Regions from separate parts of the Homo sapiens genome. Here region 1 is linked to region 2. A link is a loop called in an ENCODE intact Hi-C map of the cell type or tissue named here. Cell type or tissue: PC-3. All regions are shown on one strand. Links, peaks and the distances in the headings refer to the core of each region. The heading gives the core; the rest is flanking DNA.

The links. Hi-C counts contacts between places; a loop is a spot of excess contacts. Peaks named below come from ENCODE experiments on the same cell type or tissue, not always from the same donor. Only the 100,000 strongest peaks of a DNase experiment are listed, where the experiment ranks them.
Region 1: a loop joins it to region 2, with 4 times the contacts of the local background. A loop is called at or near these places in 5 of 110 quality-filtered maps.

The regions. Positions count from the first base shown.
Region 1 is chr18:29,611,446-29,623,471 of GRCh38, reverse strand. No RefSeq gene overlaps it. Among named protein-coding and RNA genes, the nearest start is that of LINC02879, 460 kb to the right of the region's middle. In PC-3, for the core only: a CTCF peak has its summit at 6,349 (motif pointing left); no DNase peak of the experiment used is centred there.
Region 2 is chr18:30,267,424-30,279,449 of GRCh38, reverse strand. No RefSeq gene overlaps it. Among named protein-coding and RNA genes, the nearest start is that of MIR302F, 25 kb to the left of the region's middle. In PC-3, for the core only: a CTCF peak has its summit at 7,530 (motif pointing right); no DNase peak of the experiment used is centred there.

The DNA of each region.
Region 1 (12,026 bases), core at 1,586-9,585, 650 kb after region 2:
ACTTTTTATGAAATCTATGAACTATACATCCGGATAGTGGTTTAAAAACACCAAACATATCATTACTGTTGACATCTTTTTTCACAAGGGTGAGGCTCATTGTGAATTAAATTGCATGTCTCTCTATTCCAAGAGTTAAATTCTGCAGACCGTCTTTATAAACCACAACAGAGGCTGGGAACTTTAGAGCAAATACCATATTCTTTTGCCTTTTTTGAGGAATAAGAGTGATTTATCCAAGTGGCAAATCAATTGTTAAAGTAGAAGGTACTAGAATGGATATAAAAGCTCACAAATCTCTGTTGATTTTGAGTATACAAATGAAGTAGTGAGGTATGGTAAAGTCATCCCTACAACAAATAACATCAGACTGTTCTAATGTAGCTGTGCAAGTAAAATTGTTTCATTGGATATTCAAGAGGGAGATAAATATAAATGCTTCCTTATTTGAGTTATTTGTGGAAGAAGAAGAAATTGAACATACATTTGGAATCTTGGAGATGGATGTGGATTTCTATTTTATATTACAAAATATTCATCAAGTAAAAGAGTGCAAGTGCCTCAAATATATATATTATACTTTATTATATATCTGTATATCTTATATATACAACTATATATCTTACATATACATCTTACTATATAGATAGATTTTAAAATTACTATCAAAAATGATAATATAAGTGAGATAGATAGTGAAAAGTCTTTGGACGTAGACAGATTTTGATTCAAACTTTTCTTCTACCAATTTACATATTTGAATCTGAGACTTGGTAATTTCCCCCCATGACCCTTTGTTTCTTTAGATCAAGATTACAAGTTCTTTTGTGAGATTTTAAGTTTGAGGAATAGTAAATATAAAACACCAAGAACAGTGTCTGACCTTCAATATCTGGAAGTTCTAATGAAATTAGAGTATATGGGAATTGCAGTGTTTATTCACTTAATCTAGTTTGCGTTCAGTAATGATCTGAAATGTATGCACTTGGCTAATGTTCAAGCATTTACAGCAATATCAATTGTATTTATCCTTTAAGGTAAATAGTTTCTAATTCATTTGTTTTAAATTGTCTTCCTATAATGCTGAACTAAAGAACCAGCCTTCGGCTCTCTAGACTTTGTTGGGTTTTTGATAGTTGATTTACCCACACACACAGAGGCCTCACTATAGCTAATACATCTACATAATTACACTCGTGGTTCAAATTCATTGATTAAAACCATCTCCAAACAGTCAAATGTTTTACAGTAATTAGTTTAGTCATTAGTTTAGAAAAGAACGTTGAACCAAAAATGTGTTTTTAGCATTGGCATAGACATGTACATGTACATGTCTTAACTTTCATCAAATGTGTTACGTTTGATAACATTAGGACTGAAGGTATTATTTTGAAGTGACTACATGAGAAGAGATTAATAATTTAGAGTCAAATTATATATATACTTGTTATTGTTTTTGTTTTTTTAAGTTTAGAGAAGTATTTACTTTGGAAAACCACTTGTATTTGTTCAATAAGAACCACTAACTTTGTTTTAAAAATCTTTTTTAAATTGTGAAATACAACAAATATAGATAAGAAATATTTTAAAATGTACTGCTCAGTGATTTTTCAGAAAATGAACACCATGCAAGCACAACAACAGAACAATAATAGAACATTATCAACCATTCGAGTGCCATCCTCATTCCACACTTAATCACTACTCAGAGAAAACCACTATTCTCACTTGCATTTCTTTATAGATTCATCTCCTCATCTTAGTGCGTTTGGGCTGCTGTAATGAAAATGCCATAGATTAGGTGGCTTATAAACAACAGAAATGTATTACTCTCAGTTCTGGAGGCTGGAAAGGCCAAGACCAAGGCAACGACGCATTCAGTGTCTGGTGAGGCCCTGCTTTCTTATAGACGGCTGTCTTCTCATTGTAGCCTCACATGGAAGTAAGTGCAAACAAGCTCTCCAGGATCTCTTTCTATAAGGACACTAATCCCATCCAAAGAGCCCTCGTGACTTAGTCATCTCCTAAAAGCCCCATCTCTCAATAACCTCACCTTGGCAGTTAGGATTTCAACATATTAATTTTGGAGGTATGCAAACATTCAGACCATAACATTCCTTAATATGCATCATTGAAACAATAATTTTATAAAACATGGCTGGGCACGGTGGCTTATGCCTGTAATCCCAGCACTTTGGGAGGCCAAGGTGAGCAGGAGTTCGAGACCAGCCTGGCCAACATGGTGAAACCCTGTCTCTACCAAAAATACAAAAATTGGCTGGGCATGGTGGCACACGCCTGTAATCCCAGCTACTCGGTAAGCCTGAGGCACAAGAATTGCTTGAACCTGGGAGGAAGAGGTTGCAGTGAGCTGACATTGTGCCACTGCACTCCAGCCTGGGCTACAGGGTGAGACTCAGTCTCAAAAATAAATAAATAAAATAATATATATATGTATATATATGGAACCATAATATGTATTTGTTTGCTTCTAACTTGTTTTAATCAACATTTCATGAGTTGTACTCATGTTATTGTGTGTGTGTGTATATATATATATATATGTGGTGCAGTTATTAATCTGTGTTTTCTCTCTTCTTAATTGGTCTAGGTAAAGAATTGTAAGTTTTGTTGATGTTTTAAAAGAAATAGTTTTTTGCTTTATTGATATCTTTATTGTTTTTCTGTACTCTTTTTCATATATTTCCACTCTAATTATTATATCCTTTCTCCTTCTTGTCTTAGGTTTACTTTGCCCTTCATTTTTCTATATTCCTAATGTGAAAGCTTTAGATTTTGATTGAAGTCCTTTTCCTTTTCTAAAATATACACTTAAAATTTAAACTTCTATCTAACAAAAACTTTTGCTGCATTCCAAACAGTAATTTTTACAAATTGTAGTTCAATTTAAATATTTTATAATTTATGTTATTTTTCTATCAGATGTGTTTTATTTAGTTTGTATTACTTAATTCCTAGATATTTAGCATTATCCTGGATTCTTCTTGTTACTATTTTCTGATTTAATATCATTATGGTCAGAGCAAGTAGCTTGTAGGAATTTATTATCTGATGCTACTTGGTGAAGGTTCTATGTACACTTAAAAATACTTGTATTCTAAAATATCCTCAAACTTCCAATTATCAATATAAAGTTTTTAATAGTTATATTTCAAATATTCAACATCTTTTCTGATCCTTCTATTACTTGTTTTTTTAAATTGCTGAAAGAGAAATATTAAAACCTCATATTTTCATTGTGGTTTGCTTTTTTCCCCTTTCTTTAATTTGGCCAACCTTTCTTCATGCTTTCTTCATTCATAAAAATGCTGTTTTTAGGTACTTTTACATATAGGATTATTATACATTTTAAAATGTTTGCTATTATAAAATATTTCCCTTTATCTCTTTAATAATTTTTTAATGAAATCTACTTTTTCTAGTATTATTGTAGCCAATCTAGCTAATTTATGTCTAGTGTTTGCAGTTATGTTTTTTTCTAAACATTTTCAAACTGTTTATTTTTATATTTAAAGTTTGGTTTTTATAAAGAGCATGAAATTGGGGCTTGTTTTTGTATACAACTGAAATTATATAGCTTTTAAATGGAGATTTATTTCAACTTAATATATTTATTGATATGTCTTTTAAAATAGCTCTTTATTATTAACTATTTTATTCCTTTGTACCTCTTTTTCTAAATTCAGTTGTGTGAATTGTACAGTGTTAGCAATTCATGTTATTCCCTGCATTTTCTTTCTTAGCCGTACCTATTTTCTCATTTTTACTGGTTGCTCCAAGGATTACAATGTACATTTTTAGTTTATGTCATTCTACCTTTAGATAATATATTATGTCACAAAGAGTGTAAATATCTCATGGCAGTGCATTACATTTCCTCCTTCTCATATCTTGTTTTCTTGTTGTTTTATATTTTACTTTTTAATAATTATAACCCCTAGTACATTATCTTTATTTTTGCTTTGAACATCAATCTCGTTTTATTCTTAAAACCATCAATATTGTCTTACATTTACTTTTATGTATACTATAAACCCTTATTATATTGTCATAACTTTGCTTCAAACTATCAATTCCTTGAAAGAAATTCTTTCCAAACTCAATAATTTATCCTAGCAATTTTTACTGTGTGGAACTGTTTGAAATAAATGTTCTCACGATTTCATTGAGAATGTCTTTATTTTGCCTTATTTTTTGAGGAATATTTTCATCTCAAGATTATCAACATGTTTTATTTCTTGTATTTAATATAAATATTATATTCTTCCCAATATTAGATATATGAATACCTAAATGTTTTTAGCTCTTAAAATAGACATTTCACTGCATTTAGTCATCTATTATTTCTAGTGAAAACTTGGCAAGCAGTTGTAGATTAGTTTTTCCATATGTAATGTCTTTTTTCTCTGATTGCTTTCAGGATACTCTCAATATTTTTCTTTTTCAGAAGTTTGAATCTAATATGTCAGTCCTTTTTTTGTATTTAAACTGCTTGAGCTTCTGTATGTATAAGTAAATATTTTTCACTAAAATTTTAAATTTAATTTCTTGAAAATGTTTTAATTTTTGAAAAATATATATTTTAATTTTTTTCCTTTATACTTCTGAGATGTAGCTCATTCAGCCTGAAAAATACTTTTTAAAGTTTTTCTTAATATAGCTGATCAGAAAGTTTCCCAGTATTTTTTCATTTTTTCTACATTCTTTTGTTCTGGTTATTGTTACAGTTTATTTTAAATGCCTTTCTTTGCCTCTTACCTATATTCTATTGTGTAAGTTTTCAAATATATACTTCGTTGAGTCACATTCAAATTTATTAATTCTCAAAGAGTAATGTTCTCTTCTATGTTTAATCTGCTCTTAAATTCATCAGTCTCCATTGCAGTTATTAAATTTTTACTTCTATAACCTAAAATCTTTTTTAGTAAATGTTGTTTTAGTATCTTTCCAATAAGACATCTTCATTTTGGCTTTAAAAATGGCTCAAATTAATATAAGACAAACATAAAGTAAATTATAAATGTTATTCAATGGATACTGAGCAATCCTTTATGTTTTTTTAACAAATTAATAATTCACAAGGGAGTAAAGATAATTTCCCCAAACATAAAGAATGATATATCCAAAGCTCGTTGTAACAGGGAGGGAAATCTAAACATCAACAAAAATGGAACAAAGGACAATACTTTTACAGCATACACCATTAAACAAATTATAAAATATTATGGGGTTATTATGCAAAGCAACCAAGATTAATTGCTGCTAATTGACTAAAGTCACAAAACGAAGTGTTGGTTTCACTTGTGATACTAATGCCATTTACAAGGTTAATTACTGTGTCACCTCAAAGCCCCCAGTTGTTTTTCATATTGTGGCAGAGAACGCTGGAACAGATGGACCAAAATAACATCTGGCTTAGGTGAGCAATAAAAAGTACAGCTGACATCCTTGAATGATTTCCTACAGTAGCATAGTCTCAGGGAAGGAAAATAATAAGAGAGAAATGTGGGTGCCAAAAATAAACAACTTGATATATAATTATTAGCATAGTGGCCCTTGCCAAATCCCAGGGTCAATGCCATAATCACCATCTAACAGGGCAATGGTAATGTTCTTATCAATAAAATCTTTTAAAAAATATTTATATTTGATTTAGTCAATTTGTCACTAATATCTTACCTTGTCGACCTTGCTTCCAAGCATGCTTGTGCATAAACTCCAAAAATAATGCCTTCAATTTTAAAGAAAATAACAGTTTTTAAAACATATCCCTCTTGATCCCCCGGATAACCCTACAAATTAGATGATACTACGTGATATCCAAATTGAAAACCAAGGCCCACAAAGGCTATATTTGAGGTTTAAAAGGTATAAGGATACAAAACCAAAATTACTGATTTTAACGTACTGCACTCACATTGAGAATTACATTATGCCAGTAACAGGAAAAGGAAAGCCTGTTAATAATGACTATCAGAAACTTTAAAACTACAATTTGCAAATTTTATTTCCTGCTGTTTTAAGTAATATTAGAATCATTTTGTTTTTCAAAATGGTGCATATCTAAGGAATTTTGTTCCAAACATTCTGCTATAAAATTATTTCAATTTTATTTTACCTACTAAACATAATCTTTCAAGGCCTGGGAATGAGCACCAATGCCATTTCCAGCATGCAAAATCTTCTCAAACAGTTCAAGTTGAAAATACACAGCCAAATAATACAACACAATTGCACTAGAAAAGAAATATTTATCAAAATTCTGAGATTGTGGCCATCTTTTCAAATGCATTTGGATGTTTTCTGCAGCTGGTTTATATGCTGTATTTTGTTTGTGCTGAAGACCTGCCCTCTCCTGGTTGTGCTCATTACAAGGAGCACAGGCTACACATGACACATTAGAGAGGTAGTTCAAAGGTGAGCTCTCTTGGCCTTAATTTCTCTCTGCAAGGTATAATAGTGTTGCTGCTGTCTTGTCAGGAAGGAAAGCATTGAACACTGCACATGTAATTAATTATCACTATTGTTATCAGTAGGATCCTGCTAGGCATACTCCTCCTGGCTTTGTTTTTCTCTTTCACCTTAGTATGTTTCACAACGTACTCCCTTTCTGATGAAGCCACAGAGCCACTTTCTATCCTTAGAGCTAATGTTGGTTTTTGTACCCTTTGAACGTGAGAAATCTGTGGAGAGGTGGTTATTCAAGCTATATTTTCTCTCTTTTTTTCCCTTAGGTATTTTTTCAGTCATAGCCTCCTTTTATTTTCAGCTCATCAGTATACATGTGTCCCAAGGAGAAATATTTTATTGAGATAATTTTAGTATAAAGAATACTTAAGCAGACTTATGTCAGTATTAGTAATGCTTTCTGAAACAAAATGGAGAATTATCTGTATCATTGAAACCTATTTTGTTCACATTCAATATCCATGCCAAAACGAAGACAGTAGTAATAGGCTACTATAGATTATTTCTACCAACTTCATTAAGATATAATTCACATACTATACAATTCATCCATTTAAAGTGTAATATTCAACGGATATTTTAGGGTGTTCACAGAGTTGTATGACTATTGCTACAATTAATTTTAAGATAATTCTAGCACTCCAGAAAGAAACCCTGTAACCAGCAGCAGTCACTCTCTTCTTCCTCTCAATTTCCCCCAAATTAGTCCCAGAAAATCATGAATCCACTATCTCTTCCTATAGATTTGTCTATTCTGAACACTCCATATAGATGAAGTCATGAAATATATCTTCTTTTGCAACTAACTTCTTTAATTTTGAGTGATGATTAACGGTTCATCTATATTGTAGCAAATATAGGTAGTTCATTCCTTTTATTGCTTTTTAAACTTTTTTTAAGTTCAGGGGTACATGTGCACGTTTGTTACATAGGTAAATGTGTGCCATGGGGGTTTGTTGTACAGACTATTTCATCACCCTGGTATTAAGCCTAGTACACATTAGTTATTTTCCCTGATCCTCTCCCTTCTCCAACCCTCCAAACTCTGATAGGCCTCAGTGTGTGTTGTTCTCCTCTATGTGTTCATGTATTCTTATCATTTAGCTCCCACTTATAAAGGAGAACACGTAGTATTTGGTTTTCTGTTCCTGTGTTAGTTTTCTAAAATAATGGCCTCCAGCTCCATCCATAACCCTGCAAAGGACATAATCTCATTGTTCTTTATGGCTACATTGTGTTACATGGTGCATATGTACCACATTTTCTTTATCCTATTTATCATTGATGAGCATTTAGGTTGATTCCATGTCTTTGCTATTGTGAATAGAGTTGCAATAAACGTATGTGTGCATGTGTCTTTATAACAGAATGATTTATATTCCTTTGGGTATATACCCAGTTATGCAATTGCTGGGTCAAATGCTATTTTTGTCCTTAGGTCTTTGAGGAATTTTCACACTGTCTACCACAGTGGTTGAGCTAATTTTCATTCCCACCAGCAGTGTATAAGTGTTCTTTTTCCTCTGCAACCTCACCAGTATCTGTTATTTTTTTACTTTTTAGTAATAGCCATCCTGACTGGTGTGAGATGGTATCTCATTGTGGTTACTGCATTTCTCTAATGATCAGTGAGGTTGAGCTGTTTCTCATGATTGTTGGTCACATGCATGTGTTCTTTTGTGTACTGTCTGTTCATGTCCTTTGCCCACTTTTATATGGGGTTGTTTGTTTCTTTCTTGTAAATGTGTTTAAGTTCCTTATAGATGCTGGATATTGAGCCTTGGTAAGATGCATTGCTTGCAAAAACTGTCTCTCATTCTGCAGGTTGTCTGTTTAATCTGTTGATAATTTCTTTTGCTATGGAGAAGCTCTTTAGTTTAATTAGATCCTATTTGTCAATTTTTGCTTTTGTTGCAATTGCTTTTTGCATCTTGGGCATGAAATCTTTGCCAATCCCTATGTCCTGAAATCGTATTGCCTAGGTTGTCTTCCATGGTTTTTATAGTTTTTGATTTTACATTTAAGTCTTTAATTCATATTGAGTTGATTTTTGTATATGGTATAAGGAAGGGGTCCAATTTCAATCTTCTGCATATGGCTAGCCAATTATCCCAGCACCATTTATTGAATAAGGAATCCTTTCCCCATTGCTTGCTTTTGTCAGGTTTGTCAAAGGTCAGATAGTTGTAGGTGTGAGGTCTTATTTCCAGGTTCCCTATTCTGTTTCATTGGTCTATATGTCTGTTCTCATACCAGCACCATGCTGTTTTGGTTACTGTAACCCTGTAGAATAGTTTGAAGTCAAGTAGTGTAATACCTCCAGCTTTGTTCTTTTTGCTAGGGGTTGCCTTGGCTATTTGGGCTCTTTTTTTTTTGTTCCATATGAATTTTAAAATAATTTTTTTCTAGTTCTGTGAAGAATGTCAATGGTAGTTTAATGGGGACAGCATTGAATCTATAAATTGCTTTGGGCAGTATGGCAATTTTCACAATATTAATTATTTCTATCCATGATCATGGAGTGTTTTTCCATTTGTTTGTGTTATCTCTGATTTATTTGAGCAGTGTTTTGTAGTTTTTCTTGTAGAGTTCTTTCACCTCTCTACTTAGCTGTACTTCTAGGTATTTTATTCTGTTTGTGGCAGTTGTGAATGGGAGTTCATTCATGATTTGGCTCTCAGCTTGATTGTTGTTGGTATATACGAATGCTAGTGATTTTTGCAAATTGATTTTGTATCCTGAGACTTTGCTGAAGTTGCTTATCAGCTTAAAAATCTTTTGGGGTGAATTCTACCAGATGTACAAAGAAGAGATAATACCATTTCTACTGAAAGTATTCCAAAAAGCTGAAAAATAGGGACTCCTTCCTAACTCATTCTAAGAGGCCAGCATCATCCTGATACCAAGACCAGGGAGAGATTAAAAAAACAAAAACAAAAACAAACAAACAAAGAAAAAACTTCTGGCCAATATCCTTGATGAACATCAATGCAAAAATCCTCAACAAAATACTGGCAAACCGAATCCAGCAACATCAAAAAACTTGTCCACTATGATCAAACAGTCTTCATCCCTTGGATGCAAGTTTGGTTCAACATACACAAATCAATAAATGTGATTAAACAGAATGAAAGACAAAGCCAAATGATTATCTTAATAGATGCAGAAAAGGCTTTTGATAAAATTCAACATCCCTTCATGTTAAAAACTATCCATAAATTAAGTATTGAAGGAACATATCTCAAAATAATAAGAGCCCCGTATGAATATCCTAAAGCCAATATCATACTGAATGTGCAAAAGCTGGAAGCATTCTCTTTGAAAACTGGAACAAGACAAGGATGCCCTCTGTCACTACTCGTATCTGATACAGTATTGGAAGTTCTGGCCAGGTTCATCAGGCGAGAGAAAGAAAGAAAGACAGTCAAATAGGAAGGGAGGAAGTCAAACTACCCCTGTTTGACCATCCCTATATCTAGAAAAGCCCTTTTATTGCTTAATAATAGTTTATCATCTAGGTATACTTCATTTTATATATCTGTTTGTCAGTTGAGAGGCATGTAGGTTGTTTCTATTTTTTGGCTATTATGACTAATGTTGCTATGAACATTTGGGCACAGGATTTTGTGTGGAAACATGTTTTCATTACATATATATATAGTGTATATTCACTGAATTATAAGGCACCTCTATGTTTAATCTTTTGAGGAACTACCAAATTACTTTCCAAAATGGCTGCACCATTTTATATTCCAACTAGAAATGTCTGAAAGTTCCAATTGCTCACACCCTTGTCAACACATTATGGTCTGTCATTTTTATAACAGCCATCCTAGTAGCTATGAAGTGGTATTTCTTTTGCTGTGGTGAATTGCATTTTTCAAATGGCTAATGACATTGAGCATCTTTTTAGATGTTTATTAGCCATCACATAAGATCATTCATACACTTTCCCCAATTGTCTTTGTATTATCAAGTTGTAAGAATTCTCAAATATTCTAGATACAAATCTTTATCTGATATATGATTTCCAAAAATGTTATCCCAGTCTGTGTTTGTGCTTTCACTCACTGATGGAGTCCTTTTAGGTACAATGGTTTTAATTTTGTTGAAACCAAATGTATCAAAATTTTTTCCTTTGTTGCTTGTATTTTTAGTGTAATATCTTAGAAAGTTTTGTCTGATCCAAAGTCATGAATATTTAGTCCTATATTTCCTTTAAATCTTTTAAAAATAGTTTTAGATTTTATATGAACTTTATAATACATTTTTAATTAATGTTTGTATGTGTGTGATTCATTTTCATGTGCCCATCCTGTTGTCTCAGCACAATTGCTTGAAAAGACTATTTTCCCCAGTGAATTATGTTTTCACCCTTGTTGAAAATAAATTGGACTGGGTGCGGTGGCTCATATTTGTAATCCCAGCACTTTGGGAGGCTGAGGCAGGTGGATCACTTGAGGTCAGGAGTTCCAGACAAGCCTCGTCAGCAAGGTGAAACCCTGTCTCTACTAAAAATACGAAGGAAAAAAAAAAAAAAAACTAGCCGGGCATGGTGGCGGGTGCCTGTAGTCCCAGCTACTTAGAAGGCTGAGGCAGGAGAATTGCTTGAACCTTGGAGGCGGAGGTTGCAGTGAGCCAAGATCATACCACTGCACTTCAGCCTGGGCAACAAAGCGAGACTCTGTCTCACAAAAAAAAAATAAGAAAAAAAGAAAGAAAGAAAGAAAATAAATAATTAACCTTAAATATTAAGGTTGATTTCAGATTTTCAATTAAATTCTCTTGATCTATATCTACCCTATGTCAGTTCCTTTCTTACCTGTTCACTTTAGTAAGTTTGTTTCATACATTTATACTAGAGTTAGTTGATTTGGCACATTTTGCATCATATCCTGATATCTCCAACCACCTAAATGATATTTTAAAATTTTTATATTAAGGTTGACTCCTTATGTTATAAAAATTTTATGACTTTTGACAAATCCGTGGCATCATGTTTCCACAATTGTAGTCAACCTCTTTGCATTCTGAAACATAGTCAACCTCTGATTTGTTTCCTGATGATGTAATTTTGCTTCTTCCGGAATGTCATACAAATGGCATCATACACTATGAAACTTTTGCAGATTGGCTTCTTTCACTTATTAATATGCAGCTAAGATGCATGCATCTCTGCATATGGCTTGATTGCTTATCCCTTTTTTTATCACTGAATAGTATTTTATTGTACAGATACACCACATTTTGTTTATTCATTCACCTATTGAAGGTCAACAACTTGCTCTAACTTTTTGGTTATTATCAATAACACTGCTATAAACACTCATCTGTTAGATTTTCTATGGAAATAAATTTTCAAATCACTTGGAAATATCCTTGGAAATATAGGTGATGGATTATACTCTAAGACAATGTTTACTTAGTAAGAAATGTCCAAACTACCTTTGAAAGTGGCTGTAGCATTTTGTACTCCCACTAGCAACGAATAAGAGTTCCTCTTGCTTATTGTCTCCAGTAACGATATTGTTGATCTT
Region 2 (12,026 bases), core at 2,731-10,730:
GTCTCTTTAAAAAGGATGAGATAACTAGCTAGATACCATGATAAAACAGATACCCTAGTTAAGATGAGGTATGCATTGAGATTCGTAGGCAGCAGCATATTTTCTAAAATTGGGTACTTTCAATAAAAAAAGGGGCAAGTTATGAAAGAATAAAATATTAACAGCTCAGTTTTCTGAGTGAAATATCTCTACTAATATGGAATTTCTGTGACAGTGTCATATTTCTTAGTTGAAAGGCCAATTACAAGAGCAAATACAGATATTTAATCCATAATATTAATAATAATAACTAAAATTTCTTGAGCTAAAATCCTGCCAGAACATTCCAGAATACTTTCATATATTGTCTTATTTTAATGTCATGACAAATCTAAGGACTGATAATAATTTTATGACCATTTTCTAGATGTGAATATTGAGGCAAAGAGTGATTCAAATGCCCCATGTTCTGACAGATAGTAAGTTGTGGACCTGAAATTTGTATCTAAGAAATCTGACTCTTTAAGATTCTGAGTTTAGTAATTTAGAGTCCCTAGTAATATTTATAATGCTGTTTATTGGGAACTTTGAAATAGTTGGCAAACTTACATTCTGATTTCCTGTTGTTAATTAATATTTGGGCCATTGACATGTCATTAAAAAGCTTTGGGTTTTATGTTACTAATGGTCAAAAATTGAAGTCAACTAACATTGAAATTGTCTACTCTCTTTCAATTAATTAACATGCACAATCTATAGGGCCTTTTGAACCATGCTTGGAAGTTTTCAATATGTCTATTCTGATAAAGTTGAGTAAACCGATTGATGAGATTATATTTCATTAAACAACAAAGTGTAGGTGACCACATAAGATCAGAAAAGTTCTGAGTCATGTTTAGCTGTGCCTTTGAGGAAGAGGGTAAATATAGTTTAGGCGAAAAAATTTATACATTAGAAGTCAAAAATATTATATACCACAAGTATTCTATTGTTTCTAAATTGTAAAGTTAGAACATGCTTCTATATTTCTCTTATGCCCTTCTTTTCCACTTTCTACATTGCATGACCATTATTTATGCATTTTCCTTTTATACCATAATAGTCTTCTCAGCTTGTGATCAGGGTCCCAATTCACATCATATATGGATCAACAACATGCATGAAATATTAATAAAATTGAACAACATACAATAAACATTTGCTACGTATCAGAGATTGTGCTAATTATTTTATATTCATGACTTGATGTAATCTTAACAACAGCATGAAGTCCTGATACCACAAATAATTAGTTTAAGTTTATATAATACTAAGTGGTGAGGTTGGAATCACTTCTGCTAACTCCAGATCTTAAAGTGGAAGAATGTGGTGTGGGGAGTGTGGTGAATAAACAAATGAATAAATGTATGTCTCTATGAATGAATTGCGTGGTTCTCAATTACATTTTATGTTACATGTGGACTAGATTTTCTGTATGTGCTTTGAAAAAATACATATACAACAAAAATTGCTAACTTTCATAACATGTTTCCTTATATTTTGGAACTCTTTCTCACTAGCTGTTTTTTTTTGTTTTCATTCCAGGATATAAACAATTCAATGTTCTATTCCTCTGTGGCTCTTTGGAAGTTTGTATGTCATTGCTTACAGTCCAAGAATTTACTGAGTTTTTGATAAATTGCCAAAAGATTTTACTGTCATAAGCAGTAGAATATGAGAAAAGTTTACCCCCACATATATAAGAAGATTTTATATCTTCTTCTTCTAATCTGGGGTGTGTGTGTGTGTGTGTTTCCTTATATGAATCATGGTTAAAAAGCCAATGCAGTGAGTTGGGGAGAAATTTTTTATTATTGCTTTAATTTTTAGGGCAGTACTGCTTGAGGAAGTTTATTGTCATTTCTATTGTGAACACTTATTCTTTTATGTGCTTTGAATCACAGAGGTGGAATGGAAAGTATAACCACAAAATGAACAAAATGTCTGTGTTTTAAAATTTGCAATTTAAGCATGATCTTAAATAGGACATCTGACATGGTGAGATTTCCAGTGTTATAATCATCATGCTTCCAAGCAAAGAAAAGTTAGCACAACTTACGTTAAAAAAAAAGATTGATTACATTAATTAAAAATATGTTTTCAATGCTTGTCTGTCAAATAAACTAAAATCAGATTTAAAAACATTATCAAGATTTTAGCATAATGGTGATGCTATGTCAGAAGATTTATTAAAAAATTAAAATTATTTCTGCAAATTGTATGGTCTAGATATATTAGTGATAGGCAATTAAAAAGTTATGTTTGTAACTTCATGTGTATAAAATGAGATAGAATGTGGGTATTTCAGTCTGGATTAATCATAAGTATTCTGTTGTTATTTTGTTTGTGTGTTTTTATTTTCTGTTTTTAGGTTTTTTTATTATGCAAGAGCTACTATAAGCATTTAAACAAAATAAAATTTAGAAGTATCATTTTGATTCAGGAGGCATGTAGATTACTAAAACAGATCAATGCAAGTTTCTTTTAAATTTATTAAATTATTAGTTTGGGAAGTCATTTTAAAATGGCCCCACTGAACAATTTACTACTAAAAATTAAGAAAATATATTTCAAGATAGCTGAAATAAAAGCCACTGGTAAAATACTATATCATATAATCAAATAAAAACTTTAAAAATACAAATAACTGATGGCAAATGCTAATACTGTCCTTACTATAGGTCAGAGGCGAATATAAACAATATTTTTGTGTAGTCTAATTCATAAAAGTATCATAATTATCCTCATTTTACAGGTGTAAAAATGAAGGTAAAGAGAGGTGTAGGAAGGTTACCAAAGGTCGTGTCCTTATCAACGGAACAACTGGGATTTGAATTAGGTACTTTCGTTCAGTGTTTGAGCATTTCTTCACTGTTTTTAACTGCCTCCTCCATTTTGCTGTCATCTTCAGGAACCTAAAAACATTACATCATTTTAGTACTCACCAATCCTTTTTATCTACAAGCTCAAGTTAATGTGTATTATCATCTGAGACAGAGTACTTGCAGCTAACCTTTGACCTCAGGAAGAAGACTTGCGTTTCTCTTTTCGTCTTTAAGTTCTTTCCTTTCTTCCTCCCTCCTTCCTCCCTCCTTCCCTCCCTCCCTTTCCCCTTCCTCCCTCTCTTTCTCCCTCCCTTCCTTCTTTTTTTTCCTTCCTTCTTTTCATCTTAGACAATTAAAAATACAAATAAAATCTAGTAAAATAAAATCACTTCAAGTTGACCAGGCAAATCAGTAACCCAGTACAACATAAAATCCATGGTTTATTCAGGATCACACTCTTGTAAGTAACTTACCATGGGGCATCACAAAAACAGTTTATTGAAGTAACAATTGACAGGCTTTGGATCAAAAACAGTCACTGAAAATGATGCTTAGATGAAATTTCCAGAGTCCTTAAAATAGAAATGCTGGATATTTTTATTGCGCAAATAGGAAATATTATAATATCTTGCATCCCAATGATAGAAAATCACATCTTTTCAGGACAATATTATGTCGTGATTCAGTCAACTGATCTTCATTGTCCTCAGTATTTACTATTAAATTTGAATGATTCTTAAAATGTAGAAGAATTAATTAACATATTGAAATAAGAAGATTGATCAGTAAGAAACTGTATAGTAAAACAATATAAATATAAATGTATGAACATAGCAATGCTAACTCATTTGACTTTTTTTGTATTTTTTCTATATGAGATATTATTGTAGTGGTTAACAGAATGGACTTCAGGAAGATAGTCTTGGTTCTAATCTTAATTTCCCACACTTCATCTGTGCAAACTTAGGAAATTTACTAATCTCTGTGTTTCCACATCTTCATCTGTAGATTAGGGTTACACTAATCTTGAAATATATTTCTAGATAATCTAGAAAATATATCTTGAAATATATTTTCTAAGATCGATCCCAAAGCATTGCTGTGAATTTATATGTGAACATATACACATACATATATACTCATAACAGAGCCTGGCAACTTGTGAGACTGTAAATGTTAACATTGACAATGTATAGGAGACAATATCAGACAGTAGTTACAAACCATTTGTAGCATCATGCTGTTTGGTTTAAAGACCTCGGTCTGTCATTTACTAGCCATGTAACCTTGACCAAGTTACTAAAACTTTCTGGACCTCAGATTTTTCATCTGTAAAACCAATATAATTGTAAAACCTAATTAATGCAGTTGTAAGAATGTGGCAAATACAAATGATCTGGACCTACGTAGAAAGGTTAATTAAAATGTATAGTAGTTTGTTCCACCTTAGATAATATATTCTTGTATATTAATATTTGTAACACTCATATTTGCTTTGGATTCTCTTTAAAACACGTATATTTAAATCCTTAAAACTTTTGCTATTAATACCTAAACAAATTGAAATTCAGTTCTGGAGCTTGCTTTTAAAACATTTCCTTTCCTATCATTTACCAATAGTTGCCTGTTTTAATGAAAAATAAATTACAATGTCATGTAACATTGCATAAAATTAAACCTGATCATAGCATTCTGAAGAGTATGCTATGTATGCAAATTTGTGTGTGATGGGATAAGGATCAGGACTGGGTTTGGTGATCAAAGGTGACTTTAAATCTCTATAAGGAGAATAATAAATAATTTAGCACATAAAATTTAAGTAGTAGTTTATAGATAATTTAGTATGTTATATCTTCTTTAAATAGGTATTTTATAGCCAATTTGATTGCCCTCCATTGCTCTAGCCTTGTTTAACTATTGAAAATTCAATATTCTTATCAGACAGCATTTTACTCCTATATAAACCAGCCAGAAAGAGCTCATTTCTTTATGATGTAGCTGATACTGTAGGCATTAAAACATAATTTTCAGTAACTTTGCATCTATACTGTATCAAATATGTATCTATAAAGTACTTCATTTATTTAAGTAACTTTAAGTAGCTTTAAGTAGCTTTAAGTAACTGTTACGCATATATGTAGAATTATAAGTTAGGCAATCAACAACCACCTAGTATTTTTGAAAACTAAACTTTATATCCAAAAATATATTAAGGCACAATACGAGTGATCAAAATAAAAGATTGTCTCTTCATCCACAAAGACCTGAAGAAAATAAGTGAAGACCAATTAAGATACAAAGAGTGAGATGCTATTTTTAAGGGTAATAGAATACAGAGAATGAAGAACTCAGTGTGGCCTAAAACTCAATGGAAGGGGTCAGGAGTGAATACTCAGGGAGAAGAAAGAAACTGACAAGCATAAGACCCCCTTTCATTGAAAGGAATCCAGACAAAAGGAATCGCACAAATTTGTAGTTCTTGAGGTGACTTATAAGATTAAACATTGGGAGATGACCTGAGCAAGCCCCGAAGAAATTGCCATGGATCAGAAAAGGAAAAGAGAGACAAATTCGGAAGGAAAAAAAATGCCTAAGAAGTCAAGATGAATTCTCTGTGTAGATACAGAAGGTGAGAGTTAAGAAAAAGAAGCCATGGGTTTCTAGAAAAGTTTTAAAGTTTTACTGTGCAGAAATAGAAACTAATTTGACATGTATTTCTATGTCAAAATTACATTAAAAATTGATTTTTGTAACAATTTGAATTTGGAACACAATGAAAATACAAGTACATTTTTATAATATGGTAAAAAATACAGAGTGGAAAACACACATACTTATTTTTCAAGAAGAGTTGCAATCATAATTAGTGGTTAAATAAATGCTACTTATGTGCTACTTGTTTACTACTGCACTTAAAATGATACTATTATCTTTCATTTTATAGGGTTACATACATTTTTATTGAAAACTTTATGATGTGTTTTCACATTCACCATAATTTTGTAACAACTTAGAGAAATTAGGATAATACTAGTTATTTTTTCTCTTACTACATTTTTGAGAGACAAGAAATATTAACATTGAGATATTAAAAGTTATGACCACCATAAGAAGATTTGTGTCAGATAAAACTCAGAAAATGTGAATTCTAATGATATGATTTTTTATCTGTATAATATGTTTGTTTTTTATTTAGGATGAATGTGTTTGTATATGTTAAATATATTATAAATAACATACATGCATATATAGTATTCTGCATCTATTATTGTTTCTTAAAGATACAGCAGCTTTAAATCATCTTCAGGATTGTGACAATTAGTTTTTCTCAACCTAAATTTATCACCCAAGCTCACCAAAAGATATTCTGATTGGTAGAGGTCAGCAGGGTTTAGAGCATCTGAGTCCATGATAAGTCTAAACTCTTCAATAACACTATATTTTAAGTCCTGATTCTTTAACAATGACCCAAGGATCTAAGGCTACAGAACAGCCAATATCTTCTCCATGTGCAAGCTGCATTCTTAAGGGGCATTGAAGTAGTACCTCTGGCTCAAAAAGAGCAAGAGGAGAAAAAAAGGAGGGGGGGAGATAACATAAGAGAAGGACAACATGATTTGGATGTATTGACAACATGAAGTAGTTTTACGTTTTCACAATTTTCATTGGTGTTAACTAAAGAATGCTTTGGTGAAGCAATGTTTGAGTTCAACTTGAAATTTTAGGCTTCTTCATTCCAATTAAAGAATGCAGATAATTGAACAGTCTGACTTTTTTTTCTCATTTTGGTCTAGAGCACCTCTCAAATAAAACAATCTTGCTTATATTCAAAATTATCCAAAGCGACTACTGCAAATCCAAACTGTACCTGGTGAAATTATGCCAGTCAGGAAGAATCACATGATTTAAGAATAAGGAGAAAACATGAAGAACGCAGGTGTTTGTCCAAGGACAGGTGCAGTTTTAGAATTAACCCAGTGAGAACTTGCACAGTAGAATGACACTGATTACGCAGAATTGGATCTCTAGAACTTGGAAAAAAGATCAGTATTTCCCAATTAGAGGCGAGACCAAACCTTCCAGCTCTATGCAACAATATTTACAGTGAGCCTCATGGGTTGGCAGTGGCCATCATAAGATTTTTTAACAGTTTTATTGTAGCATAACTATGCATGAACAAATAAAGTCTGTCATGGAAATGATGAATATATCCACCATCACAAAATCTTCCTCATGCTCCTCTATAATTCTTGCCTTCCACACTTCAAACAACCATCTTCCCCATTTCTAGGCAGCAACTAATCTACTTATTTTATCATAAATTAGTTGCACTTTCCAGACTTTTATATAAATGTAATAATATAATACATATGTTTTGCCTGACTTCTTTCAGCAGCATAATTATTTTGAGAGTCATCCATGTTATAGCCTGTATTAACAGCTTCTTTTGAGTTCCAAAGAATATTTTGCAGTATGACTATGCCACAGTCCTTTTTCCATTTATCTTTCAATGCATGTTATGGACTAAATACTTGTGTCCCTCCGCAAATTTATAGGTTGAAACCTTAACCCTCAGCATTGCTGTATTTAGAGATAGGAACTCTAAGGAAGAAATTAAGGCCATAAGGAAGAGGCCCTGATACAATAGGATTAGTGTCCCTAAAAGAGGACACCAGAGAGCACTCTCTTCCCTTGAGAGAGCAAAGGAAAGACCATTTGCATATTCATGGAGAAAGTGGATGTCTGCAAGCAAAGAAGAGAGCCCTTACCAGGAAATAAATTGTCTGGCACCTTGATCTTACACCTCCCAGCCTTCAGAAGTGTGAGAAAAAATTTCTGTTGTTTAAGCCACCCGGTCCTTGATATGTTGTTAAGGCAGCCCGAATGGACTAAACAAATGGACTTCTGCAATATTGACAGGTTCTACTATTAAAAATAAAGCTGTCACAAACATCCATATACCAATAATGTTGCTATCTTTAGAAAATAAAAATAAACAGTAAGGTCCTTAAGCAAGTACTTTATTAAATTTGAATTATTTCTAAATGCTTATACAAAACAATAATACCATGCTTATTCTAAAAATTATTCCTTGTTTATCTATAACAAATTATATTTGTCTAAATTACATAGTGATTTATTTAATTTTTCTTTCCCTAAAGATTTTGCTCTCCTTAAATGTTCTTTTTTTGGCTTAATTTGTATATAAAATGTTTTGCAGTTGTGGTGTATGTTCCATTTACATTGCCATTGGTTGCATCCATCTTTTTTGTTCTTTTGTTCATTGAACATTCACTAATGAGTAAACACAAACGTTAGCATTATAAGTTGGTATACTAACCTTTCTAGCATAAAATTAATAAATCTGACAATTGTTCTTCAAATTTGATTTGTTGACTCACGAAATATATTATTCATGGAATAACTTGTGTTTCTTTTCTCAGGATTATATTGCACCTGTTGATCAGTGACTTTTTTAAATGTCAAAAAAGGAACATGCTATTAATTTTTATTCCCTTCATCAACACTATGTGTGATAATTTCCTTTGTTTCCCTTCTGTTTTTATTCCCTTCATCAACACTATGTGTGATAATTTCCTTTGTTTCCCTTCTGTAACATCCAGCTAAAATAATCAACTTTTCAAGGGCTAAAATTTGTTTTTAAAATAGTTATGGCAAATGCTGTAATAATTTTTAAACTAAAGTTGAAATTTCTTTTCCTATATATAAATAACATTTTTCCTTTTAAAGAAAGTCCTAACATTTAAAGAGTTTTTTAAAATAAATTATTTATTTAGCACATTCAACAAGTTATTTTAAGTAATGCAGCACTTGAATTATCTAATTTGCTTTTCTATCAATTTGTATAATCTTATTTCTAAAGAGGTATTGAAAACTGTGCATAAGAAGTAATAGGTTTTAATTACTAGATTATTTTAAATGTCAACCCACTGGGTTCAGTGGCTTATAACTGTCATCCTAGCACTTCAAGAGGCTGAGGCTAAAGGATGGCTTGAGGCCAGGAGTTCAAGATCAGCCTGGGCAACACAGAGAGACCCTGTCTCAACAAAAAATATAAATAAAAAATTAGTGTGTGCCTGTAGTCCCAGCTACTTCGAGCAAGACCTCGTCTCCAAGAAACAAAAACAAAAACAAAACAGTTAATAAATATTTGGAAGACATTGGAATTAAAGCAAGATTTAATACTTCAAATAAACAGCTCTCTGAATTTGATAAAGAGGACCAACTTTTTTTAAAATACAACAGAATGCAAGACTACAAAATGCTAAAAAATGTACAAATACTCATAAATTGCTCAGTTCAAACAGCATAAATGAAGTAAAAATATTTCTTGACAATTATTTCAATGTCAATAGAAAGGACATCAGATGCTGTGTGAGTGGCGTTATGCAGAACATGGGCAGAATGTACAACACCTTCAAGAGAATTATTCATGCCTTGCTTCAATTTTGAATAAACATTGTACTTTCACACAAATACCCGTCAATATTTTTATTTATCTCAACCATTAACAGTGTAGTTTTTCTCATTAACCCTAAAGTTATTAGGAGAGTCTCTGCAAAAATTTGCTACCGTTACTGGCCTTATCTACAAGTGATTTATAACGTTTTTCTGCATTGAAATTATTTGTACCTATGATTATGCCATGAATACAGAGAATGATAGTTATTCATTATTAAAGTTCATTTTGTCCTGGTACATGAAAATATGCTTGCCTTTTTGTATTCAGAATATACTTCTGATAAAAATATGCTTAAATAATTATTTGAGCTAAAAGACTGAGGGTGGTACACAGTTTAGAAAGCCATGACATCTTTTGCCACAGATGGTTTATCTTCTTCATCTAGATTTCTCTTAATCAAAAATGTCGTTTAAATCACTTTTCTGGTCCTGGTTGAGAAAATCGTACTTCTCTTATGCTTATCTGTTAGTATATGCTGGTCTATGTATGACTTTCCATGGTTTCTGAGATTAGGTGAATATCTAATGAATGAATTAGATTAGATTAGGTGAATGAATATGTTTCACTAAGAGCTTCAAAAGAGCTTTTGTTTTTCCTTTTTTTTTTTTTTTATAAATATCCACTGTTCAGAAAACTCACCACAGAATTTATACTTGTGCTTTGGCACTTTGACATTGAAATGTACAGAAATAAAAATATAGATAGTAGCAAGCATTGCAAGAATTTTAAAAAATTGAGTGTGATGATCACATGAGTACATATGTTACTGATAATTCCTGAGCATAATCCAGGTTGACCCACTGAAAAGTTTACAAAATTACAAAAAAAAAAAAAGTAGTTTTGGAATTTAAGTGATTTAAGCACTGACTACTGTGGTGAAAAAAAAAAAACTTTGCTGAATTTATGTAACTTGTCAAAAAAACATAACCCTGAGATTTAGGATATCCTGGATATCTAGGGTATACTGAAAATGTCAATGCCTAAGACAAGCCAAAATCATTCAATACAAGACATGCTTGTATAAACAGGATCCCTGAAAATCTTATGTACAAGTCTTTTTATGAATATATGCATTCGATTCTATTGGGTAAAGCCTTACAGTGCAGAGGATAGATCATATTTAAGTATGATAGTATGTAAGTATTTGTATCTAATGTTTTTGAAACTGTCAGATTGGTTTCCAAATTGGTTTTTACCATTTTGCATTCCTGCCAGCACTGTATGAGATTTCCTGTTTCTCTATATCTTCCCAAAACTCAGTATAGTCAGTTTTTTAATTTTTAGCCATTCTAAATGTATTAGTCTTTCATTGTCATATTAATTTAAAATCTCCTAATAATTAATTGTTGGCATATGTTTATGTACTTAGCTTGTTTGCCATTCCTTATCGATCTACCTACCTACCTACTTACCTATCTACCTAGATCTATCCATCTATAGTCTCTGTCTGGTTAAGTGTCTGTGTCTGTACAAATAATTTCCCATTTTTTATTGTAATATTTGTTTTCTTAAAATTAGTATTTTATATTTTTTACATATTCTGGATAGAAGTTCTTTATCCAATATATGATTTGCAAATGTATTTTCCCGGTCGCTGTCTTGTTTTTTCATTCTCTTAACAATGTATTTTAAAGACCAGATTTTAATTTTTCTACTCTGTTTCATGCCTGGTAATCTTTTATTGATGGCAGATATTGTAAAATTTTTATTATTGTGCATTGAATATTTTTGCATTCCTGTAATATTCTTAAGCCTTACTGCGGAAAGCAAATTACTTAAAACAGTTTAAATCATTCCAATTTTTCTTTTAAGATTTGTTAGCTGAGATTAAAATGATAAATGTAAGAACAGTGTTTCTTAAAATTTTTTAAATTAGCTTTTTAAAAGTCTTTTTAGATTTTTCCCCCAATCACTTTTCTCCCATGAAATTTTAATGCCACAGATTTGGGTATATTCAATTTATAATTGTCGTTCTTTAAAGGTATATAAAATATTGTGATTACTGAGATTTTCTTGATTCCCAAAAACCAATTTTCACTCCCTGTTGAGAATACATAATATAAACCTGATTATTTTGCACTCCTGACATATACTCTCTATTATTCTACTCAAGGCATTATGTATTCTAAGGTTTTCTGTCTACCTGATGGGAACAGGCATTCTTCTTAGCCCTGTGTCAGTGCCAGCTGCTGCTACCTCTAGTCCTTTTCAGTTGTTCCATCTTTGGCTTTGGGTAATTACCTCTCACCCATGCACTGAACTGAGTATTTATGGTGAAGGCGTTCTCTCTCTATTTTACACTCCCCATCCGTATACTCTGCCCTGTGAACTCGAGCTGCTTTGTTTTCCTCTGACTTTTAGATTTATCTCCATAGGTAACCTGTTGCATTTAGTCTAGATTTTCCCTCCCTATTCCTCTTCCTGGAACTTCTATCAAGGCCATAAGCTGGCAGTCATCAGATTCACTTCATTTGTGTCTTCTTTCTCAGGGAACGGAGTCCTTCATTGCCTGATACCAGTGTCTTAAAACCATTGCTTCATATATTTTATATGTTTTTTGTTTGCTCTGGATGAGATCACGAATCTTGTCTCTTATACTACATCTTAAGTTGAAGCAGAAATTTCCCCCTATGTGGTTTTAAATGTTAATCCAAGACAAAAATTGTCAAAAAGACGAAGACTTGTGTAACTTAATAATT